Linked DNA regions of Homo sapiens: region 1 is linked to region 2. A link is a contact called in ENCODE POLR2A ChIA-PET data. All regions are on one chromosome and are shown on one strand. The core of a region is the stretch at or near the end of the contact, and the rest is flanking DNA. Distances in the headings are between cores, read along the strand shown.

The links. ChIA-PET counts read pairs that join two places held with the same protein, here RNA polymerase II (POLR2A).
Region 1: POLR2A ChIA-PET joins it to region 2 with 13 read pairs in WTC11. The contact joins two enhancer-like sites. POLR2A ChIA-PET finds 5 or more read pairs at or near these places in 2 of 52 experiments (Caco-2 and WTC11).

Annotation. Positions count from the first base shown.
Region 1 is chr18:55,336,803-55,339,502 of GRCh38, forward strand. All of the region lies in intron 8 of TCF4 (transcription factor 4), which reads right to left. Among named protein-coding and RNA genes, the nearest start is that of TCF4-AS1, 110 kb to the right of the region's middle. Within about 2 kb of position 1,434, at least 16 of the 41 ENCODE cell types and tissues checked have a DNase peak (open chromatin) inside an H3K27ac peak, as active enhancers do.
Region 2 is chr18:49,728,276-49,731,011 of GRCh38, forward strand. The region is part of intron 3 of LOC105372112 (a long non-coding RNA gene); the gene reads left to right. Among named protein-coding and RNA genes, the nearest start is that of ACAA2, 84 kb to the right of the region's middle. Within about 2 kb of position 1,481, at least 7 of the 41 ENCODE cell types and tissues checked have a DNase peak (open chromatin) inside an H3K27ac peak, as active enhancers do.

The sequences.
Region 1 (2,700 bases), core at 184-2,683, 5.6 Mb after region 2:
GGGTACATCAAATTGTAATCTTTCATACGACATCCATCAAACCAGGCTGGAGATTTTGACAAACATTAAACACAGTAAGGAGGCAATTATGTATGCATGATTTAATCTGCAACTAATTAATATGCAAATTTATTCATATGTTAGTTACTAAATTAAAAATGCAAAGAAGCCCTTATGGTGATTCTCGAAATTTTGCACAAACAGAACATTTAAAATGTAAGAAAAATGAAGTTTTTTAGAAAACTATAACACACTTTTAGTGTCCCCAGAACCTGTTGCATTAAGAAGACTCAAAAATATGTGTTTAAATACTAGATAATAATTTAAAAGGTGTGCTAATTTTACGTGAGAATGTGGGAACAGAAAGGTTAATCAGAATTCTCTCGAACTCTTAAGAGATACACTCTAATTACCAGACAAATGGTATTCTATTTCTAAGCTTCCTTCCCTGCTTTTGGGTTGTCAGAAGTTGGTCATCTTACTGATATCTTATATAAATGGTTAGGAGTTTTGAGGGGAATAAATAGTATTTGAAAGCAACCAGATATAATGAAAATTTAGGGTAACTCTGAGACCATTTGGTGTTCACTAAACATACAATTCGCTCAAGATGGCAACTCGCTCTTTTTGCCTTTGGGGAACAGCTCTTTGCAAACAGAGAAATGGGAGGAAAATCTTGAGAGAGGCTAGAAATTCTACCAAACTCTCTTCCAAATGAATCTTCAAAGAAAATAATGTGGCTAACCAAAAAGCAACAACCTCCCAAAAAAGCAGAAGGTAATTTTATCTGAATTCAATCTGGCTATTTTAGTCCTACATTTTCCAGACAGTCCAAAATTGATTTGAATCCTGTATGTGAGATGAGGGGTGCGGAGTGGTGATAATTTAAAAATATCTTTGGGTGTCTGTATACAAGGGAGTATCCCTTCAAGTGCACTATATATTATTCTTTGGTATTATTGCCTTATGCCAGAACCTGATTCCCCTAAGACTGCCTAGTGATCAGCAGTGAGATTTTGTATGGATCACCTCTCATCTGTTTACCTTTTTCATCCGACGTCCGATGGCCATGTACATACACACAAAGCTCCTGGAGCTGGCTCTTGGAACAGCTGTACTGGCCTCAAGAAATCAACACAAGTCAACTGTATGAGGAAGCACAATAACAGCATCTACGGCTCTTCCTAGGGCACTGAACTCTCACCCATGTTAAAAAAAAAAATCACCATCAGTCTCGCTGCTGCCAAGTGACACACAAAAAGGAAGTTAACCATTGGCTGTGACTTGCATTCACAGTCTGACTCTGATTTCCCTGCTTCCCTTAGCCCATTCTGATGCCAAGCGGACTACAGCTTGCCCATTTCATTTCGACCACGGCAGCCAAAAAAAGCACTGCCCCACCGTGCGACGACAAGCAGTCTGTTTTGATATTAGTACCTCAGTATGTGATAGAAGAGAGTCAGATGTCCTCAAACTATGTGCCCTCCCCCGAGGGACTCTCTCCTGGCCCTCCTTGGCCAGAGAGATGGCAAGCGTGCCACAAATCCTTAGCTTTGAAAGCACAGGGGACGGAGAGGCACTATCCGCAGGCTCAGACAGAAATGGCCATGAGTGCCTCTTCTTCCGGGGAGAGGATTCAGGCCCTCCAATTCCACACTCTAGTCTAACTGGAAATATTAACTCAGATTCTATTCACTCCCTGCCAGCATACAAAACACAAACTGAATTACATAAGAAAAAGAGTCATTTTCTTATATAATTAAATTGTAGTAAATGCTAGTAAGTAAACATCAGGTTTCCTTCTTTTTCTTTCATGAAAGACAGAGGAATATATGGGGTTCCCGAAAATTGATTTTTTCATTGATTCTTAGGGAGGAAGATGAGAGTGAAGTATTCTCCCCCCCACAACAAATTCTGATTTATTTGCTAAATGTACGGAATCTGACTGTAACCTGGTTTAACCTCTGAATGTGCCTTGTAATGTTCTAGTTCTCTCCAGCACTAATAGATCATGCTTTTTATAATTCCAACGAGGCATCGTCAGGTGAGGACTGCAATTGCTGGGCATTTCAAAAGTCTGAGAGTACCCTGGGCATCTTTAATTTTTACAGGTGACTCAATTTTTGTTGTGACCAGAACTGAACATAAAGCTTTTAAAAGCTTAAATGTACACATTTATGCATTCATTACACAGTGTTAAATCTAATTTGTTCTTTTTACTGTCACAGGAAGCACATGTTTAAAGCAATCTGTTTCCTCATGTGAATGCTTTCCTGTCTGTTTAAAAAAAATTGCGACACACTTTACCCTGAGTAACCAAGAGGTGATCATAAATATCCCTAAATAGCATTAAACAGATATGAAAGACATTAACACTTTCAGAATGCCAAAGTAGTATTAAAAAAAAATTCTAACAGATGCTCCTAGGTCAAAAAGTGAAATGTGTGTTTCCTGAAAAAACACTCTCATCAGAATCATAAATGAACTGTGAGTGGAGAAGTGAGGTGTTGCTGAACAAACCAGGATCCTTTTGGTGAGGAACACGGCAATCCACTGCCAACGTGTACTTGCCATAAAAAGCCAAATCGAAATGGAAGTTTGATGAAAACCAATATCCTTTGTAATCCACAAGGTGGCAATGACTACAAATGAGGGGTGGCTAAATCGGATCTATCGGCTTTCCAGAGAAAAATTATCTCT
Region 2 (2,736 bases), core at 231-2,730:
CAGTTTACACAGGACTGAGGGGTTTCCCGGGACGTGGGCCTTTCGGTCCTCAAACCAGAACATTTCTGGAAATGGCTGGCCACATGACAGCAGCAAGTCGGGGCCAGGGTGAATACCCTTGGGCCTCGGTAGTGCGAGGAGTGGCTTCCAGAAGAGAGTTTGGGGCATCCCAGTGGCAGTGTCTGGGGCCACCCTGGAGAGTTATTTCCTGGTAAAGGTGAAGGGCTTTGGAGCAATGAAGGAATTCCTGGGAAAAGAAGCCCATGGGCCTTAAACTCCTGTGGGGCAGGGAAGCCAGGCCGCTCTTGGGCCCCTAGAGCACTGAGTTCTGATATTGAGGGTCCCAGGATTGGGGTGCTGCAGAGACTTGGGTGAACAATGTCATGAAGAGGGGGAGGCCAAATGGCCTCCACTGGGCCTTTGGTGGCAACATTCTCCTCTCAGCATAGATTCTGGGAAAGGTGAGGCTTTCTGGCGCCCCCTAGGGCCCAAAGGCTGGAGCAAGCCCGATGGGGAAAAGGCACTGCAGTTGCTCTGGGCCTTGGATGAGACTTCCTCTCATGGGCCTCCATTCCCCTATCTGTGAGACGCCTAAATTACTCAGGGACACATCTAGCTGAGACAGTGGGTGAGGCAAAGCAAAGACATTGATACTACTTTCTCTCTTTTTTTCTTTTTCTTCTTTTTTTTTTGAGATGGAGTCTTGCTTTGTCACCCAGGCTGGAGTGCAGTGGCTTGATCTCGGCTCACTGCAACCTCTGCCTCCTGGGTTGAAGCAATTCTCCTGCCTTAGCCTCCAGAGTAGCTGGGACTACAGGTGTGTGCCACCACACCTGGCTAATTTTTAGATGAGGTTTCACCGTGTTAGCCAGGATGGTCTCTATCTCCTGAGCTTGTGATCCACCTGCCTTGGCCTCCCAAAGTGCTGGGATTATAGGCATGAACCAACACACCCAGCTCACTTTCTCTTTAAACTCCGTAAGAACTGCCCCATTTCATTAAAAAAAAAAAAAAAAAAAAAAAAAAAGCCAGGTACAGTGGCTCATTCCCATAATCCTAGCTCCTAGCACTTTGGGAGGCCAGGGTGGGCAGATCACCTGAGGTCGGGAGTTCAAGACCATCCTGGCCAACATGGCGAAGCCCCGTCTCTACTAAAAATACAAAACTTAGCCAGGCATGGTGGTGCGTGTCTGTAATCCCAGCTACTTGGGAGGCTGAGGCAGGAGAATGGCTTGAATCTGGGAGGCAGAGATTGCAGTGAGCTGAGATCGTGCCACGGCCCTCCAGCCTGGATGACAGAGTGAAACTCCATCTCAAGAAAAAAAAGGGAGCAAATGGCTCATGATCATGGCCCAAGATCATGAAATCTTTGTCAGTCTGTGCAATTCAGGAACGCAGGGCAGAAAATAGTCTTGATCTGTCCTCTCTCGCCCTCAATGAGCACAATTTCCAGCTGCTTCCCTAGTGGTTTGGCAAAATAGAGCAGTCAGAAGTTTAGGAGTCCAGCTTTCAGTCTTGGCTGTGCCTGTTCCTGTTCCCAAGTGTCCTTTTCACATGTCTGAGCCTATGTCCCCATCTGTGAAGGGTGGGGGCGTGGGGCATTCCTATTTTGATTCTGTCAGAGGGTGTTGCAAGAAGCAAATATGAAAGGGCTTTGAAAAAGATAAAGTTCCACTCATACTTAAAGGATTATTGTTTACTTAATTCCTTGAAAGAAAATCACAGTGGGAACTTCCTCAGGCCCTGGAGGGTTGAGTTTTCTGGGGATAATTTCAATTTATCTGATGGGGGTTCTACACATGCCTGGCTGGTGGGGGACCCACATCTGGGAGACATACTCGCTCAGCTGCATCTCACTGTTATGTGAACGGGCCAAGTGTGGCCTCAGTGGCTTGGCCTAACATGTTCCTGTCTTGTTCATTTATTCACAGCAGGCTAGGACCATTAGCCCAAAGCCAGCCAGTGCTAAACTCAAATTCTTACATATCCAATTGCTTGGAATATCATCCAAATAAACATACAGATGGTCCCTGACTTACAATGGTTCAGTTAAAAATGTTTCAGCTCTACAATGGTGTAAAAGCACTGTGCATTCGGTACGCTCTCTGACCTTCCATGGGGTTAGACATTTTCAGCTTATGATGGGCTTGTCAGGAGGCAGCCCCATCGTAAGTTGGGGAGCATCTGTATTTCTGGCCATTTAGAGCCTACCTATTTTGCATATTCCAACATCTGCTGACCATGGATAAGACAAACCCTGTGGCTGTGAAGGACTCCACATCGCTGCTGCCCTTCAGAGCTCTTGGACCCAGGGACTCCCCACCTTGTGGAGGGACATCACCCGGACAACTCCCCTTTCTTCCCCAGGAGCTCCCCAACCCTAGCCCTACTCCCCTTCTGGGTGGTGGTCTTGCCTGCCAGCTGCAGAAGGCCCCTTGCCGGGAGGGACACACCGTCTCCTTCCACACTGTCCAAGTGCCACCGAATATAGCTTGTTGCATGTTGCTGCCTCCCATGGTCTGGTGTCTTCCTGGATCAAACCTGACATTCTCAAACTTATTGCACTCCCTCTGTCTGCTCCTTAGTCAAAAAAATCTCAGACAATTTTCCAGTGGCTCAGTGTAGGTGCTGTGTAAATAAAGCCTCCTTCACCTGGAAATTCTCCTGCGTGAGGCTGTGCTCCTCAGGGCCCGAGGCCTTTGGGATGGGCAGTGACTCCTGGAATCCAGAGGGACA